2 separate regions of the Homo sapiens genome follow, and region 2 is linked to region 1. A link is a loop called in an ENCODE intact Hi-C map of the cell type or tissue named here. Cell type or tissue: GM12878. All regions are shown on one strand. Links, peaks and the distances in the headings refer to the core of each region. The heading gives the core; the rest is flanking DNA.

What was found. Peaks named below come from ENCODE experiments on the same cell type or tissue, not always from the same donor. Only the 100,000 strongest peaks of a DNase experiment are listed, where the experiment ranks them.
Region 2: a loop joins it to region 1, with 2.6 times the contacts of the local background. A loop is called at or near these places in 21 of 110 quality-filtered maps.

Annotation. Positions count from the first base shown.
Region 1 is chr15:57,292,807-57,304,963 of GRCh38, forward strand. It overlaps LINC00926 (long intergenic non-protein coding RNA 926), which reads left to right and starts at 7,559. Exons shown (of 3, transcript NR_024433.1): 1 at 7,559-8,118. RefSeq lists enhancers at 5,569-5,618, 6,101-6,220. In GM12878, for the core only: no CTCF peak of the experiment used is centred there; a DNase peak (open chromatin) is centred at 7,295; H3K4me3 peaks cover 5,200 bases; H3K27ac peaks cover 4,320 bases.
Region 2 is chr15:57,214,798-57,222,797 of GRCh38, forward strand. All of the region lies in intron 8 of TCF12 (transcription factor 12), which reads left to right. Among named protein-coding and RNA genes, the nearest start is that of SNORD13D, 60 kb to the right of the region's middle. In GM12878, for the core only: no CTCF peak of the experiment used is centred there; a DNase peak (open chromatin) is centred at 4,614.

The DNA of each region.
Region 1 (12,157 bases), core at 4,158-12,157:
TACTGATTCTACCAAAAAAGTTAGAACTAACAAATGAATTCAGTTAAGTTGCAGGATACAAAATTCAACATACAAAAATTCATAGCATTTCTATACACTAACAGTGAACTATCTGAAAAAAAATCAAGAAAACAATCCCATTCAGAAAAGTTAAAAAAATTAAATACTTAGGAATAAATTAAACCAAAGAGGTGAAAAACTGATACACTAAAAACTATAAAACATAAATTGAAGAAGATGCCAATAAATGGAAAGATAAACCATGTTCATGAATTAGAAGAATTAATGTTGTTCAAATGTCCATACTACCCAAAGTGATCTACAAACTTAATGCAACCCATATCAAAATTTCAATGACTTTTTTCACAGAAATAGAAAATATCCTGAAATTTGAATAGAACCACAAAAGACCCTAAATAGCCAAAGCAACCTTGAGCAAAAAACAAAACTGGAGGCATCACACTACCTGACTTCAAAATATACTAAGAAGTTATAGTAATCAAAACAGTACAGTACTGACAACAAAGAAGACACATAGACAATGGAACAGAATAAAGTGCCCAGAAGTCTGTGTATTTACAGAAAATTGATTTTTGACAATGGTATCAAGAACACACATGAGGAAAGGACAGTCTCTTCGATAAATAGTGTTGGGAAAATTGTCTACATGCGAAAGAATGGAATTAGACCTTTATCTCATACCATATACAAAAATCAATTCACAGTGGATTAAAGACTTAAGACCTGAAAATATAAAATTGCTAGAAGAAAACAAGATTTAAAAAAAGAAAATAAAAGAAAAGAAAACAAGATAAAAGCTCCATGACATTGGTCTGGGCAATGGTTTTTTAAATATGATCCCCAAAAGCACAGACAACAAAAGCAAAAATAGACAAATAATATTATATCAAACTAAAAAGCTTCACAGCAAAGGAAACAACAGTGAAGAGACAACCTGGAAAAAATATTTGCAAGCCACACATTCTGATAAGGGTTTAATATCCAAAATATACAAGTCAATAGCAAGAAAACCAAGAACCCAATTAAAAGCTAGGCAAAGGACCTGAATAGACTTTTCTCAAAAAAAAGACATACAAATGGTCAACATGTATATGAAAAAGTGCTCGACATTATTAACCATCAGGGAAATGAAAGTTAAAACCTCAATGAGATATTACCTCACACATGGCAGAATGGCTATTATCAAAGATGGCAGGGCACAGTGGCTGATGCCTGTAATCCCAACACTTTCGGAGGCCTAAGCAGAAGGATCGCTTGAACCCAGGAGTTCGAAACCATCCTGGGCAACAGAGTGAGTCTCCACAAAAAATAAAAATTAACCAGGTATGGTGGCGTGCACCTGTAGACCCAGTGACTTGGGAGGCTGAGGCAGGAAGATCACTTGAGCCCAGGAGTTTGAGGCTGCAGTGAGCTGTGATTGCACCACTGCACTCCAGCCTGGGTGACAAAGTGAAACCATGTCTCAAAAAAAAAAAAAAAATGCACAAAAGTTAAGGTGTTGGCAAGGAAGTGGAGAAGAGGGTACCCTTGCACACTGTTGGTGGGAATGTAAATTACTATTATAGAAAACATTATAAAATCATACATTGTACATTATAGAAAACAGCCATTATAGAAAACATTACGGAGGTGCTCAGAAAAATAGAAATAGAACTACCATATGCTCCAGCAACCCCACTACTGGGTATATATCCAAAGGAAATAAAATCAGTATGTTAAGGAAATAATCTGCACTCCTGTGTTTGTTCATTACAGCATTATTCACAATAGCCAAGATACAGAATCAACCTAAGTGTCCGTCAGTGAATAAATGGATAAAGAAAGCATTTACACAATTAAATACTGTTCAGCCTTAGAAGGAAATGCTGTCATATATGACAACATGGATGAGCCCAGAGGACATTATATTAAGTGAAATAGCCCAGGCAAATACTACATGATCTCATTTATATCTGGAATGTAAAAAAAAAAAAAAAAAAAAAAAAAATTGAGGCCAGGCGCGGTGGCTCACGTCTGTAATCTCAGCACTTTAGGAGGCCAAGGCAGGCAGATCACGAGGTCAGGAGTTTGAGACCAGCCTGGCCAGCATGGTGAAACCCCATCTCTACTAAAAATACAGAAATTATCCAGGCGTGGTGGCACAAACCTGTAATCCCAGCTACTCAAGAGGCTAAGGCATGAGAATTGCTTGAACCCAGGAGGTGGAGGTTGCAGTGAGCCAAGATCACACCACTGCACTCCAGCCTGGGAGACAGAGCGAAACTCTGTCTTGGGGGAAAAAAGAAAAATTGAATGCATAGACGCAAAGAGTAGAATGGTGGGCCTGGGGGTGGCGAGAGGTGGGGCAGTGAGGGAGCTGGGGAGATGTTGGTCAAAGGGCACAAAATTTCAGTGAGACAGGAGAAATAAGTTCAAGAGATCTGTTGTACAACATGGGGACTATAGTTAGTGTATTTGTGTTCTCACCACAAAAAAAATTATGTGAGATAATGCATATGTCAATTAGCTCAGTTGAGCCATTCACAATGTATACGTATTTCAAAACACTACGTTGTACACAATAAATACATACAACATTTTTTGTCAATTAAAAAAACGTTTAGGCCGAGCACCCCAGCATTTTGGGAGGCTGAGGCAGAAGAATCACTTGAGGTCAGGAGTTCGAGACCAGCGTGGCCAACCTGGTGAAACCCTGTCTCTAATAAAAAATACAAAAATTAGCTGGGTATAGCAGCGTGCACCTGTAATGCCAGCTACTTGGGAGGCTGAGACATGAGAATCACCTGGACTCCAGAGGCAGAGGTTGCAGTGAACCTGGTCCACAGAGCAAGACTGCACTCCAGCCTGGCCTACAGAGTGAGACTCAGTCTCAAAAAATAAAAAACAACAACAAAAAAAAAACTTTTAAATCTATTTGATACAACATAGGCTGGGACTTCCAAAATTTTAAAAACCATCCTAAGTTCCTTCAGTCCTAGAGTTCTTTTTCAGTTATCACTGTTTTTGGTTCTCTGGCTTCTTGATAGTCTCCTTGGAAGAAAAACAACTGCATCTTTCCCTCTAAAGGCAAGGGCCATCTCTATATCTCTGAAGATCTAACCTTCTGCCACAGTTCGAATATGTTGGAAACGTAATCCCCCATGCAACAGTGTTGAGGGGGGTTGCCTAATAAGAGGTCATGAGGGCTCTCCTCCCAGGCTGTTTTGCCCTGCCGCCTTCCACCACGGATGATGTAGCACAAGGGCCCTCAACAGATGCCAGCCCCTCCGTCTTGCACTTTCCAGCCTCTAGAATTATAAGAAATAAATTTCTGTTATTCTTTTTTAATTACTCAGTCTCAGGTATTCTGTCATAGCATCAGAATACACACTAAGATACCTGCCTAGGCCATGAGGACCCCAAGACACAGCACAAATTTTGTACAAACTCTAACCAGACCACCTTTTTCCTACTCCCAGGGTGAGGTCCTTCCTTCCCCTGTCCCTTGCAGCCCTATGGGCTTTTTTGCTTTCTCTCATTCTCCGGGCCTTCTGCAGCTCTATTTCCTGCAAGATTGCATCTTTTCTCCTGGATATTTGGTCGTCGCTGGGCTGAGGTGGCAGCCTAGTGTTGGGAGCAGGCTTCTGGCTGGCCTCTGATCAGTAAGCCAGAGGGGTCACCTTGTCCTGAAATACAACCCAGCCATTGGCCATGTTTTCCACCATCTTATGAGTATTCCCAGTGACCAACCTCAGCAGTTCAAGACAAGTTGGGTTACACAACAAGGCAGCACAATAATGAAGCTCCCACCCCTGGCTTGGGCCTGGGCGTTAGAAAGCCCTGCCTGCGGGGGGCCCTCTCACATGCAGAAGGCAATGGGTAGTAGCTTCACCAGACGATCCTCTGCCTACCTGCTCCAGGTCTCCCCCTGGGGCCATCCCACCTCTTCCTCATTAAAGCCTGTGCTGAAAGGAGCGGGGTTGTTTTTCAAATTCTTTCAGCAGTGAGTTATTGATCAACACTGATAGTGCGAGCAGCTTGATCTCACCCTGAACTGGCAGAGATTAATTAGCTTGATTCCCAAGCATAATTCCTAATTAGGCACAGGAAGAAAGGAAAGAAAACACAAAGGAACTATTCTTCTCCAGGAACCACCGACCTTCTGTCCAGGGGTGGAGGAGGAAGAAACAGGTAAGCATGTCCCAGCACCAGAGTGCTTCCTGCCCATTCCAAAGCTGGGCAGCCAGCCCGTCAGCACAAACAACACCGAGGACGGTGCCAGTGCCATCCTGCAAGGGTTTCAGAAGAAAATGTGCATTTAATTTGTTTGCTTTACTCTCTGCCTAATGATGGGCAGGGAAGGCACAATTAAGCAGGAGGCTTTGAAGTACCTGCTCTAGGCTTGCTTAGCCACCAGAGGCTGAGGATGCAAGCAGGGGAGAGTTCAGCTCCAATAGGCTGGGGAAGAAAGGTTGGATGGGGAGGGTGTAGTGGCCCTGAGACTTGAGCAGAAATAGTGAAAGGAACCACTTCCTGCAGCTGAGAGGCAGGAGCCATCATGTTCTGTTGTGGGCATTTTCTAGAATGTTCCAGCCAGGACCAGCAGCTCAAATGGCTCTTCCCTGGTGGTGGGTAGGGCAATAGGAGATAGGAGGGACCTTCAATGTGGCAACTGTGAGGTTTGGCCAATCAACTTACCCATGCTGAGCTTCGGTTTCTCTTCAGTGAAATGGGGATAATTAATGATCGTATCAGCTTACATGACGGTTGTGAGAATTAACTGAAGAATTCAGAGATGCATGGCACATAGGAGGCACTTCCTAACCCACCTAAAGAAAGCAAACCCACAGGGCAGCAAATCAGAAATGGATGAGGGCTGACCTCCTCTTTATTCAGTAGCACATGTCTAATAGACCCGACTGTGTCTCGCACATGCTGCCCCTGAGGAAGACTTATTATAGGGAGCTACAAACAGTGTCACCTGGGAAAGACAGTGAACTCAGTTATAGAACAAGAACACCTGCCCGGGCTGACTGGGGGCCAGGATGCAGGGAAGGCTGCCTGGAGGAAGTGACATACCCCTGAGTCTCAATTGGCCAGGGAAACAACTGAGCAATGATTTGTGAAAATGAGTTCAGTAGAGGTTAATAAAAATTGGGAGTCCTGGCCAGTGGCTCACGCCTGTAATCCCAGCACTTCGGGAGCCCAAGGCAGGCGGATCACAAGGTCAGGAGTTCGAGACCAGCCTGATCAACATGATGAAACCCTGTCTCTACTAAAAATACAAAAATTAGCCAGGCATGGTGGTGCCTGCCTGTAATCCCAGCTACTCAGGAGGCTGAGGCAGGAGAATCGCTTGAACCCAGGAGGCGGAGGTTGCAGTGAGCTGAGATCATGCCGCTGCACTCCAGCCTGGGCAACAGAGCAAGACTCCGTCTAAAAAAAAAAAAAAAAAGGGAATCCCTGCTGTCTGCAGTAGGCCAATCAAGTGTCCAAGAATTGTGAGAATGTGCTTCCCCATCACCACCACCAGCCCACACCCACACCAAAATGTGTCACCCTTCAATCCCTTCAAGTCTGTCTGCTCAGCATCCTGATCCAAACAAGCCACTTTAAAAAGTGCAGTTATGAAACAATTCGAACACTGACTGGACTACTGTTTATATTTTTAGATGTGATACTGTGGTTATGTTTCTCTAAAAGTCCTTGTCTGTTAGAGATACACACTGAAGTGTTTACAGAGAGAATGATACAATCGCTGTCTGGAATCCGCTTCAATACCATCCATTGTTGGAGGGTGGGTAGTGGGGTTAGGGGGTTTTGAGGAAACAAGATTGGCCCGGTCTATCAGCATTGATGCTGGGTGAGATAGGTAAATGGGGGTTCATTATACACTTTACTTTTGAAAATGAAGTTTTTCGTAATAAAAAGTTGAAAGAAAGAAGGAAGGGAGATGGGAAGGCAGGGAAAGGAGAAAGGGAAGGAGAGAAGGAAAAGATTCTGCTCAAATGTCCCTTTGGAAACCTTCCTTGACCCCCGCGTTGGTGTGGGGCCGGGGGAATGGGGAGGCTGTTTTCTGCTCAGCCAGAGCAACAAGGCCCATGAGGAGACAGGAGGGATGTCTGGGGAGCAGTCCCAAGCCACAGAGTCCTTCTGGGGACCAGCCACACCATGAAGAGAGAGCAGAACAGGGAGCATAGCACAGACCTATGACATAGCACTGTGCCATGACATCAGCTGGCAAAGGCCCATGGGACCAGGAGGGAGGCATTAGAAGGGCGAACACTAGCAGCTGTTGAGTAGGAAGAAATGTGAGCCGACTTCTCTACCTAAGGAAGCGGTGGCAAGGCCGTGGAGGTTCGGGATGGGGACGGGTTCCAGGATTAGAGTGCTTTTTTTTTTCTTTCTTTCTTTTGAAGGAGGAGAGGCTATGGGAGCCTCAGGTACCGAGCATCTGGTGTCTGGAGAGATGCAGCTACTCAAGGCAGTTTCTGATCTGGAACCAGGAAGTCTCTGTTTCCCCACCAGCCAGCAAACGTTCTGGACTTGGTGCTGGGCCTGCCACCACCAAAGGTGGAGATGCCCCACATACCTGCGTCAGGCATGACAGGTCACCCCTGAGTCCTTGGGTCTCCCCAAGGCTTCTCCAGGGCTTCCCAACAGGGCTGAGATTCAAGAAAACGCTCAAGGTCCACCCCACTGCTCCGACCCTCTCACCAGAAGAAAAGGGCTGTGTCCCAAGGGCAGCCTGCTTGGGAAAAGAATATGTGGGGTGACTTGTCCAGATCTGCCCAGGGAGGCTGGGAATGGAGAGAGAAAGGAATCTGCCCACCAGTTGGGGGAAAAGTGGATTTCGCAACAACCTTGATGATATTAAATGCTTGGGGGGCCTGGGAAGACCAAATGTTTAATATTTGGAGAAGAGGCTGTCTAAACAGAGTAATTAGGAGGCTCCTTTGTAGTGATATGAAAGAGATGAATTGGGTATATTTGACATCAAAGACAGGAGATCCAGTGGGGAATGAGACCCACGGCCGGGCGTGGGCAGCGCTGGAGGACAGGCTCTCCCAGTGTGCTGCGGGGGAGGGCAGCCCCTGCAGTGTGCGTGTTGAGTGCTGGGAAACCCCCAAGTAACACTTCCCCCCTCATTTAACACACTTCCTAAAACCTCTCCTCCCCAAAAGCCACTTTGCAAAAGCAGCGATTACCACCAACCACGAGAAACACAGGAGCCTGCCTTCCACTGTTTACCACTGGGCAGGAAGTCGTTTATGGACCAGTCTCTTGCCCAGGCTAAACTCAGAAGTGGACACTGAGGGCCGGTTGTGGGTGCCACCAGGCAAGCTAGGGCATCGGAGTTCAGCAGAGCTGGGTGGGAATTCTGCTTCTCCCTCCACTACCTGGGTAACCCTGGGCAAGTCACTTAGCCTCTCCGAGCATAAACTGGTTTGCTTGTAATATGCAAATAATAAGGGGTGGGGGAAATTTTTTTTTTTTTTTTTGAGACAGAGTCTCGCTCTGTCACCCAGGCTGGAGTGCAGTGGCGTGATCTCGGCTCATTGCAACCTCCGCCTCCTGGGTTCAAGCAATTCTCCTGCCTCAGCCTCCTGAGTAGCTGGGATTACAGGCGCCCGCCACCACTCCCAGCTAATTTTTGTATTTTTAGTAGGGACGAGGTTTCACCATGTTGGTCAGGCTGGTCTCAAACTCCTGACCTCGTGATCTGCCCTCCTTGGCCTTCCAAAGTGCTGGGATTACAGGCGTGATGGAGATGATACTCCCTAAATCACAAGGGTGTGGTGTGAAGATGAAATGGCTGCACGTGACAGAGGAGTTGGAGAACAGGAAGCAAGTGGATTACTTGGATGAACTGTGATGGGCCCAAGAAGAACTAAGCCAATCACTCCAGGGGGCGTTTTCCCAGGATCCAGGCAGAGAGCTGATTCCAGCATCCACGTTGTATCCCCCTCCCGCTGTGGCCGGGGTCTCCAAGAGCCGGGCACCCACTGCAGAGCTTCCAAGCCCAGGCCCATTTGAACACAGGAGGACTTTTGAGGTTCATTTAACCCCAAAATCAGTGATTCTACATCTCAAGCTCATATTTTGAAGTGTTTACGGGTAAGTCATATGATACTGGTCATTTATTTTTTAAATATTCTAGCCAAAAGTACATGGTAGACAAAGTGAGAATGTCAGAATGTTGATAATTAGTGAAACTAGACGAAGATACATGAAAGTTTAATTTTGATTCTCACCTACTTTCATGTGCATTAGGAAACTTTCATAATAAGTTAAAGTAACAAAATAGGCCAGACTCGGCTGCTCATGCCTGCAATCCCAGCACTTTGGGCGGCTAAGGCAGGCGGATTACTTGAGGTCACGAGTTTGAAACCAGCCTGGCCAACGTGGTGAAACCCCATCTCCCCTAGAAAATAAAACAAAAAAAAAAATTGTAGCTGGGCATGGTGGCAGGCCCCTGTAATCCCACCTACTCAGGAGGGTGAGGGAGGAGAATCGCTTGAGCCTCAGAGGCAGAGGTTGCAGTGAGCCAAGATTGCGCCATTGCACTCCAGCCTGGGTGAGAGAGCGAGACTCCATCTCTGAATAAATAAAGTAACAAAATACATTTCAGTCTCGAGCTCCAGTTCCCTGCCAGGAAGAGCTGAAGCTGAGCTCTGGCACCCCCTGCTTCTTCTCCCTCATCCCTAAAACATGTGGGGTACTGGGTGCCAAAGGAGATCTGAAGATGGCCACCACTCAGACCAGCAGTAGAGGCCAAGAAGGTGGTGAGAAATTTTAAGGTATTGTAGCATATGCTCTCCAGGGTGAGGACACAGGATGCTGGGACCTAAGGAGGGAGAAGTTAACCCAGAGAGGGCCCAAGTCAGGGAGGACCTGACTGTGGTGACAGAGCCAGTCATGCTAATAATAGGAGCAGTGGTTTTGCAATCACAAATATTGGTCTGGGGGACTGCGGGCCCAATGTGGTGGGAGTTTTAGAGCAGGGACCCCTCCACTGTACGTGGATTCTTATACTTGCTAAGTTGCACTGAATTCTCAATCAACCCATTTGGAGGCTCTCACCAAGACAGGAGTCCCTTTGAATTGGTAGGATGTTAAAAGCTTCCTCCAGCCATTGACCCTGGGTCCCATTGGTAGAAATCAGATAATAAATCAGATTTTCCAGGTAATCCTCAGTTTAATGTCCATTCCCTCATTCAATCAATTATTCAATTACAAATCATTTTTAATATGATTTTATGGTTCAGGAATTCAGGCAGGGCTCAGATGGGCAGTTCTTCTGCCCCACATGGCATTGGCTGATAACAGGCTACCCCAAGGAAATCACAGTGTAATGGGAGATGGGAAATAGGTTAACACAAAGTTACTATACTACAAGAAAAATCTTCAAATCTTCAATCTTCATTCTTCATGGGTGTGAGTCTTCTCTGGTGGAGAAGAGAGTTCTTTGCTAAATTATATTCCTGTGTTAGCCAGCCAAGCACACACGGAGTACAGCTGTCCCTTGCTATTCATGGCAGATTGATCCCAGACACTGCCACCCCCAGCCCTGTGAACACCAAAACCCATGGATGCTCAAGTCCTTGATATAAAATGGTATGGTATTTGCACATAACCTACACACATCTTCCCATATACTTTAAATCATCACTAGATTACTTATAATACCTAATGCAATGTAAATGCTATGTAAGTAGTTGCTACGCTGTATTGCTTAGGGAATAATGACAAGAAAAAAAGGCTGTACAACTTCAGTACAAATGCTATCATTCATTTTTTTATCTGAATATTATGATCCATGAATACAGAGGGCTGGCTGTAAAAAGAATGTACAGTTTGGTACTTTACTCCTAGTTTAAGTCATCTCTTTCGGCCCATACAGGTTGCCTGGGGCAGGGCGGTGGTGAGTGTGTTGAGTCGGCCCTATACCCTGTTCCACAATGCCTGGTGTCCTTGGCACGTAGCTTGCAGGGCTGCTTCCATGGATGGCTGCCTCATCCCCCACCCCTCCTTCATGGCACCCTCTTTTCTCCAACTCCTTTTCCTCTGCTGAGTCCTACCTTTTCTTGCCAGACCAGGGATTTGCCAATTATTCTGGATGGGCACAGGGAAGGGGCCCTCAGATCCTGCAGAGGGAGCATCTGAAAGACAATGAGACCCTGTACACAACCAAGCTGAGCCTCCTGTAAGCACATCCTCTGGGTGTCACTATGCGAAAAGACTCTTTGTCTGTTTACATTGCACAACGAATTGTCCCTCTGATTGTCCTAGCGTTGGTGCATGCATGGATCCAGGAAGAGCAGGTATTTGGACCCAACGAGACAGGTTCATCTTGGCAGTTTGTCTCCTGTGGTTGCTTTGTGCCTGCCCCGTATCTATCCACCCAACTTCTGGCAGCAATCCCTCCAGGACCCACCTCTGTCTTCATGGTTTGTGTGTTCTGATCCTGCTCCTTGGCCCCAGAATACACCCTCCACATCTAAGCTATGCAGTGCCTCATCCCCACAGCTGCAGCGATTGGTTTAGGAATGGGAAAATAATCCAATCAAAGTAAGATTGTCTAATATCTGATCCCGCTTACCCCGGAGCCAGAAGTCCCACCTTTCCAGGCTCCTCCATGTTCCTTTCTGGAGCAATGAGGAGGAAGGTTCATTCCCTTCTCAGGGAACTTGCTGCGGTGTCCCAGTCCTGACTGTCCCCTCTCTACCCCTGCCTGTGGCTCTCCCGTCTCCTGGCATTCTAACCTGCCACTGAATTCTTCCCACGCCAAACGCAGGTTAGGAACCTAAGCTCGGATGAAATGCTGGCTTAGACCTCATTGCTACTGAGAAGCAGAAACCACACTTTTTAGTTGGTAGAGGTGGATGTGGATTGGGGCCATAAAGTTTCCTCAATCATTGAATAAGGATTTCATTATTTGGACTAACTAAATACATTAGATTATTTATACTAACTAAATAAATTAGATTTATTTTTCGAAGTTTAAAATCATTTTCAATAGTGACGAAAAAGGCTGTAGATGAGATGGGAGAATCTTTCGACGCCAAATTCTTCCCATCTCCTGCCTAGTATGTATCACTACACCTTGCCCAGAGAGACTGTAGGGGTGCTCAGCAAAAACCATGGCTGGTTGATTCCCTGGAAAAAGGGGTGCTGTCCCAGGGAGCTCTGTGCCCTTCCTGCCAACACTGGGGTCTAGAGGAGGCAAGTTCCCCTCTGAAGGTGAGTATGATTCACTCATTAAAACTAAGAAATTTACATTGGTATGTTACTGTTAACTAACCTACAGACTTTTTTTAGATTTCACCGTTCTTTACACTCTCGTCCTTTCCAATTTCCGGGATCCAATGCAGGATACCAGGTTGCATTTTTGGATGTGTCCAGTCTGTGATCATTTCTCAATCTTTCCTCATTTTCTCATGACTTTTGACATTTATTTATTTATTTATTGTGTGAGACTGAGTCTCACTCTGTTGCCTAGGCTGGAGTGCAGTGGCCCCATCCTGGCTCACTACAATCTCCACCTCCCGGGTTCAAATGATTCTCCTGCCTCAGCCTCCCAAGCAGCTGGGATTACAGGCGCACACCACCACGCCTGGCTAATTTGTATTTTTAGTAGAGATGGGGTTTCACCATGTTAGCCAGGCTGGTCTCAAACTCCTGACTTCAGGTGATCTGCCTGCCTCGGCCTCCCAAAGTGCTAGGATTACAGGCGCAGGCCACCACGCCCAGCCTGACTTCTGACATTAGAGTACAGGGAGGGATTCTGTAGAATGTCCCTCAATTTGGGTGTGTCTGGTGTTTTGCCATGAGACTGGGGTTATGCTTCTGGGTGCCACACAGAGGTGAAATGTCCTTCTCATCACATTATTCGAGAGGTACATGGTACCAATGGGACTTATCGCTGCTGATGTTAACCTTGATCTCTTGGTTCAGGTGGTGCCTGCCAGCTGTCTCCACTGTGGAGTTACTATTTTTCCTTTTCCCCATTTTATTCATCAGAAGCCAGTCACTAAGCGAGGTCAAACTCCAGGACAGGGGAATTAAGTGCCACCTTCTGGAGAGGGAGCATTCACATTTATTACTTGGGATCCTTCTGTAAGGAAGAGCTGTTTCTCCTCTAAAAAACTCTTTA
Region 2 (8,000 bases), core at 1-8,000, 82 kb before region 1:
TTTCATGGAGTGCCACTTGAGTAAAGATCACAAAAATCAAGTCTTTGATTTTTAAGATTTTCATACAGTGGAAAGATAGTAATTAGAAGGCTTTTTACTGATAGACTGGGTTATCAGCAAGATGGGAGTGATTGTTGAATTAAAAGATGCACTATTGATTTTAGATCAATAACACTATTAACTTTAAATAATATGCATTGAATGCTAGTGGATTGGTTTGAAAATGATGCATTATTTCACTGGAGTTTTATATTCTTGATTTCTTTCTTGCAGAAGTAAATTTTCTAAAATGTGAGGATATTAGAAAAACCAGAATAACAACTTTCTGAACATATTTACAAAGTAGCATATACTACCAGAGAAGTCTGCAATATAATGTTCAGATATAAAACCTGGAATTTTGATGTCTGACTTAATTAGCAAGGCTAACTAAAATACTGCACATTTGAGAGACAGCATTCACTCACATGTCATCTCTTTACAAGGTAGATGAGGAAGAAGAGGCATTGGGGAAGGTTCTTTTGCTTTGAATTTGTTCAGTTGCAGATTCTCTCACTATCCTCTTAAATCTATCCTCACCCCTACCTCCCTTGCAGCCAATAATTTATTACTTACCGAGTTCATCCTTTAGGAAAATATAGTGTTCATTCGTGGAGTTATTCATGTGTCAGCTTTTAAGTTTGGCTTCATTTATTACTCTGAAAGTCTGTTTTCCAAGATTTGATTCACTTAGAAATAATGTTGAAACTTTTCGTGAGGAATATTATGAGTGGGTTTTAGGTTTACTTTTCCAGCCAGATCTTCTGGCTTTTGGGACAGTGGAATGTTGCCTGTTTGTTTTAGAAGAATATACAGTAAGATTAACCACTAACTGGCCTATGTTAACTAATTCAAGATACATAATTCACTTCAATTAAAAATTTTCTTTCCAAAACTATTTAGAATTTTGTGTTACCTTTAGAAACATTCTTGCTTACGGATCATTTAAAAATAGCTATAACTGTTGTAGTGATCCAAATATCAGGATAAAAATGAGCTAATAAAGTAGATAAAAATACTGCGTGGATAACTCTAAGAAATTTTATATAGCTCTCCAAGGAAGATCTGTTTCCCAATCAACAGAAAAGTAAGATGGAAGAGGGAAATTTTGCCTGGAAGCCTGGAATTTAAACTGAAGTTTCCAGAGAGCTCTTACTTGGTAGACTTTTTGAAAACATCTTTTCCTATATCGTCAGTAAAGAAGTAACTTGTTTAGGCAAAGCACGTTATGGCTTTTTCTTGCCTAGTTTAGGTCTGTGCTTAATGACTACTGGAATAGCAGCAAACATAACATCCTGATAACATTTGGGAGGAAAAGCCATATTTGAAAATTGGTGAAATGCAATAATCTTTAAACCAGGAATCATCAGTTTGCTAATAAAAGGTATATGGCTCCAAGTTACGTATTTTGTCAGGGTCCTCTGGCATTTTCACTAGTCATTTTGCTAGTGTGTACAATGATTCCTATCTTGCTGTAAAACTTGGTGATTTTTTTATATTGTTGAACTAGGTGACATGAATATTGAGTCAGATCACATAATCTTAGAGTAACACATAAGTGATTATGTAGCGTTGTGGGTGGAAACAATTCTGGATAAAAAGTGCATGACAGTTCAGAACTACTGTGCAGGCAGCCTGTCTGAAATCAGGTTTAAAAATTGGCCCTGTCTCCAGCTGACTCGTTTTGTCAGACTGAGTCATAGGATTAACCCTTGACATGTTCCTTTAAAAAAAAAAAAAAAAAAAGCAAAGATTAAACAACTGCATTTACTAAAGCAGCACTTGATCCATCTATATGCATTTTTTTCCTGTAATATGATTCTCCTTAGGACAAGAAATTGTGCTACAGCTGTTGCATAGATTAAATTAATTTTTAAAAAATTGGGAGCAGAGAAAAAAAGATTTTATTATACAAGATAATTTATAATGGCAATCAAGCAATGACCATCTACATCAAACAGTTTTAGTTTTTTGGGGGGTAAGGCAGACTTCAAGAAAAATGCTGTTTTGGAGCGACAAACTTAAAAGACTTTTCCATAGCATACAAGTAGAATATAGGGGCATTTTATGTAGATTACCACCAGTTTTGTTGATGATTTACTGTTTTTGAAGAATGAGATTTTAATATCATATAATTATAGATACAGGCATAGAGTTTTGTTGTTGTTGTTTTTTTAAGTTTTTATATCTATGCTCAATTTAGGCAGTAGTGTATACCAAGTGACTACGGTTTGTATTGGCAGGGGAGGTCTTACCTACACATGTACGAGTTTTATATTTATGTTTTTTAGGAGAACAATGAAAAGTAGAAGCAAAAGCTTTTAATTAGTTACTCAACTCTCTTTACAAATTATGTTTCACATTCAGGTTTCATGTTTAACACTAAATCTTACTTAGGTGTTTAATAAACTGATTAGGTTTGTGCAAAAGTAACTGTGTTTTTTTCCATTAAAGAAATTTGATTATACTATTTGGCTTTTACAGTGAATTTCTTTTTTATCTGAATGTATGTTTATTCTCTTCAGATTATCATATAATTGCCTCTAAAATAAAGAACTGGTGTTAAAATATTAAAATTTTCATTGTGCTTTAATAACCAAGGTTGCTTAGTTGGGTTTACATTATGATGTTTGTTTTATCAAACAACATAGTAAGTACCCTCTCTGTTTTCTGCCCGGCATCAGGGAAATGGGCTTAACTGTCATAGGTGGATGTTTTTTAACCAATATAAGAAAGTTTTCTCAGATTGAAGCGATGATTATAAAAATGTTGAAGTATTGTCAGTGCTTTGTGGCTCCCCTCTTCTCCCTATTCCTCCTCAATTTCTATTGAAAAGTAAGTGTTATTTTTAATAATTAATAGAAAAAGAAAATTTTGATTCGATTTTGTTTGATTTTCCTTTTTTTTTGTTTTGAGAGTAGCCGATCTGTCAGTAGAGAAAGACTGTGTATGGAAGACTAAAATTTACTTGAATGGTTTTAAGGCATGCTATTGTTAATTGTGAATCAAAGCTTTTTACACAGTTCTCCAAGGATTGAAATGGGTCTTTGTGGTCTCTCAGGAGGGAGGAAGTTACAAACCACTCCGCAGACTGGCATTTTAATAGTCTGCTGTACAGCGATGTTCTTTTGCAGCTGCTGCTTAGCCTTTTCTATATCTGGAGAGTGTGGGGAGGTTTTATTGTTGTTCCAATACTATCAGCTTTTAAAACATTGTGAAGTTAGTTGCCCTTATTGTCTGATTTAGTTTCGTTACTATAATTTGATCAATATGTTAGTAAAAATGAGGTTGGGGGGATAGGGGGTCCCTTATAGTATATTCCTAGAATATTTCACAGAGGATTTCTGCTTCATGAAAGGTACCTTTAAAAAAAGTGATGTGCCCCCTTTTGCAGCTTGTGAGCTCTCCTCTGATTAATACAATCCCGTTAGAACCTACAAGGCATAGAGGGAAGGATAGTACAAAGAAGTTTTGATGAAGGGAAATGACACAAAAAGGGAAAGTTGCTATTCTGTTTTTCCAGGTTGTAATTACAGCAAACGATTGATTGGAAAACATTTAAATAGCAAAACGTGTCTGTGTAAGAGACACATGTTTTTGTAGACAACTTTTAAAACCTTTTGACTTCGAAGTATGAGTTAGAAATGTCTGTAAGACATTTATTCCCACACTTCTTATTTTTCCTTTCTGAGAAATGTGAGCATTAGCATAAAAATATGAATATACAAAGTATTAAGAACAATAATAAACTTAGAGGAAAGACTTATAGGAAACTGTTTAGTTTATTCTCTCATACTTTATATGAAAGATGTGTGAATTTTTTTTAAGAACAGTCCTATTGCAGGACATTATAAACTTTTGATTGGTGTTGTGTATGAAGAATTCAAGGAGCTTTATAACTGAAAATCTGTATTATTAAGTGTTTCCATTTTAAAAACAGGTAATTTAGTTTCAAGATAATCTATCTGATTTTTGGACTAAGCTTTTTAATAAAATGTGTTCCTTTCAGTTTTCCTCAACATAATTTTTGTAGCTTAAAGTATGGTTTGTTCTAGCTAGTTAAGAGGTATTTGCATGATGGTCTGCTTTCTCCAGGAAGTGATTTTGTACAAGATTTAACTGTCTAGATCCTTCTTGTTACACATGATTCAGTGTTTCCAATTCCTGATTACTTGATCATGTGTTTATCAAAGTTGAAGCAACTTTAGACCATGGCAGATGGTAACGCTGGAGGTGTAGCAAGCTAGGTTTCTCTGCCACAAGTGCTCTAATTTAATTAAAACTAAAAACAGATTAGCAGAAAATCTGTCAGTATGCCTTCCTTTTGTGTGTGTATATATGTATATATGAGACAAATCTAATAATTTCTTGGGTTATTTTTATTCAGGGCATATTTATTTAGCGCTTAAAAGTGACTTGCATTTTTTTAATACCTCAAATTTTGTCTTATTGGTATCCTCCACCAATGCAAGGACTTGATGGAAATTGAAAGAGGTTACTTACAGCATAAACCCTCCCTCTGTGCTCTGTGAGTTGGTTCAGTCCTATTTTGCATAAGTTCCTTTTGAGTAGATCCATGTGTGAATGCATAGTACTGAAGACTTACTCCCTTTGCCTGTGTGGATATATGTCTTGGAGAGAGGCTGTGTGCATTAGCTACAAATAGTAACATTTTCAAAATCAACATGTATTGTGCTTATCCTGTCCCTGGAATGGGCAGCAATTCTTTGATGTATTACTACAATGGGAAAACGGTAAGCCTTTTTCTTTGTATAGCTTCTAACTCACTTGTTTAAAGGAAAGCAGTATACATTACTCGCTTTTTACTAAAATCTGTGAGGTTTTGTTTTATCCTTTTATGCAATGTATTAGATTGTAGATTTCTTTTTTTTTTTTTTTTTTGCGGGGGGACGGAGTCTTGCCCTGTCACCCAGGATGGAGTGCAGTGGCTCGATCTCGGCTCACTGCAACCTTCGCCTCCCGGGTTCAAGCGATTCTCCCGCCTCAGCCTCCCGAGTAGCTGGGATTACAGGCACCCGCCACCATGCCCAGCTAATTTTTGTATTTTTAGTAGAGACGCGGTTTTATCATGTTGGCCAGGCTGGTCTCGAACTCCTGACCTCAGGTGATCCACCCGCCTCGGCCTCCCAAAATGCTGGAATTACAGGCATGAGCCACCGCGCCCAGCCTAGATTGTAGATTTCTTTAGAAGTAGTGTCAGTAAAGTCCTGTCTGCTACATAGCTACTCAATAGTTGTTGGCTTTCATTTTATTTTTAAGATAGTGTAGAAAATAAACTTGAGTTTCTGAGTTGTTATTAGCCTGATATCTTTACTAGCAATGAGCTTGAAAGTACATTTGTTTTTATGTTTTCGTATATTGTGAACAAATCCTTACATAAAATATGTATATACACACATATGTATTGAGAATTATTTGATGCTTTGTAGATGGAAGGAAAAGATGAAAGTCATCTAGGATATTCATAAAAATAACAAGTATGAAGCTCTGGTAATGATTAGGGAAGCAGTCAGCTAGTAAGGGCCGTATTTCCTGTTTAGAGTTTCAGGTCCAGAGCCTGACTTCTCTGGGATACCATCTGTTTCCAATCAAACTAGAATTTTGACCTTGTGTGGATTCATGAAATAAATCACTATTTTTTAAAAGAATGCATTTATACATTTTCCAAAGAATGCACTGTACTTCTGGTTGATTTATAGCAAGCACATGACTAGGTGTTTTAAAATAATACTTTTTTGTTTTGCTAAACAAGAGTTCTATTCTTTAAATTAATTACCTAATGTTAATAATTTACTGTGTTTCTACAAAAAAATCTATAAGCCAGAGGATTTTATATATTCTAAAAAAAAAAGAGTAAACTCGGAAAGTTTCAATAGGAGCTATCTTTGTAAGATACTTGATAAATATTATTAAAAGGTACACTAATGAATAACAGTGTTGGTTTATGTCAGAAACTCAGTGTTTTCCTTCTAAATCTTTCACAAATAATTTTACCCTCAGGTGTCTTATGAAAAAATGCATATATGGGCTTAGTGAAGGGGGGGAGAGGGGAGCATTTTTAATGTTAATGTTTTAAGTTATAGAGAATATTCAATTACATTTTACTAAAATGGGCTTAAAATTAGATATGGTTGTCTCTTCCCTTTTCATCACTTGGAAATGTTTTAAAGTAGCCTATGGCTACAACTAGGATACTAAGAACTAATAAAAGCACTTTTTCATTCACTGATTGCTTTAGTAAGGGCTCTTTGGACTGGGCCAGTGTTTGGTTGTGAACTTTTGGGTAAGCTTTCAAAAAAGATAAGCAAGTCAAAATATCTTTAAACTCATTAAAAAGTGTATGTTCAAGCTGCCCATATAAGCAGAGCTTTGGATAATGTAAGAAGTAGATTTAGATGGATGAGTGAAATTATTTAATCTCTATATAATTTTCTTGCCAGCTGTCTTTCAAATGTGAAAATAATTTTCTTTTGTGTCTGATTTTAAGTAAAACAGTCTGAACATGGTATGTGGGTATGTGTGTGGGGTGTGTGTGTGTGTGTGTGTGTGTGTGTGCACGTGTATAAGTTCAGTAAAATTAATTATGTAGGACCCTGAACCAGACTAACTCAAAATGAGTTTAGATTTTATTCTTTGGAAAGCACAGGTTACTGTATTACATTTCTCTTTGTTCTACATTGGGAGGGGGGTAGGGGGAGCTTTGATAGTGGTATTTCCAGGCTTATGGTAGATGGCATAGCTGGTATGGTAGAGAGCCTGGAAAAATTGATAGTCTGTGCCTAATATAGGTCAAAGGTGACTTTTATGTTCTGGAAAAATATATAAATAAAGAGATGATATGTTGGCTTAGTCCTCCAAATCATAAGACCCTAGACTTGTATGTATTTTATTTTTACCCACCTCTAGTTTTTAAAATTATTCTCTAGTAGTTATTAGAAGTCATTGGCAACATTATTATTTTGTGATGACTTCAGTTTTCTTCAATAAGAAAATCGTGGTATGTAATTACATTGTCTCAAGATTATATAAATGTATTATTTTAGTGTATATTGGGAAATGTCTGCTTGTCAATGCCTTAAAATAAAAACTAGCACTTTCATTAACATTTCTAGACTCTTAAGTGAAATATATGTCTTCACTTAAGTTATAGAAGTTTAATATACTTCTTGTCATGAACAGGTTAAATTTAAACTATTTAATCTCATTTTATAGATTTATTTTAAAATGATAGAACAAAATAATATTTTGAAATACTAATAATAAGTTCACATTGATTCATTTTTAACATCCCATTTCAGGTTTTATGAGAGAGTGACAAACCCTAAGTGGTCCTGCTCTTAAACAGAAAGCTTTCTTTCCCTTTTTTCCAGTTTTTTTTTTTTTAGTTTTCGAGTTGATTGCATATATTTAAGGGTATTTCAGATCTTTTAATAAAACTGAACAAACTCTAGGAAGAGACCAAAGAACTTTTTTATATTTTATTACCTAAAATTGTATGGCCAGTATTTTATTCTTGGATATGTAACAGACTTGGGCATGTAGGTGTAGAAAAGAAAAGCCAAAAATGTTAATGCAGTTTTTCCTACTGCTTAAAAAGAGAAGGGGTTAATGTTTTGTATTATATGTAATTTTTGTGTAGCTGTATTCTTTATCATGTTGTAAGGTATTAATGTGGGTTTATAGTAAGTATGAAAACTAAAACTATTTTGCACCTTATACTGTTTTGAAATATAAAAAATAGTAGAGAACAGTGGGTTTCTGAGGTTCCTTCTTTATAAAGAACTCTGCCTGCATTCAGTTTTCTCATTAATTTGAGTAAATTTTGTCCTTTACACAGAAAGTGAGAAAAAAGTCTTGAGAGCAAAGGAAAGAAAAGTTTTGGGGGAAAAAAAGGACTGCCATTTTTTTTTTTTTTTTTTTTTTTTTTTTTTTTTTTTACT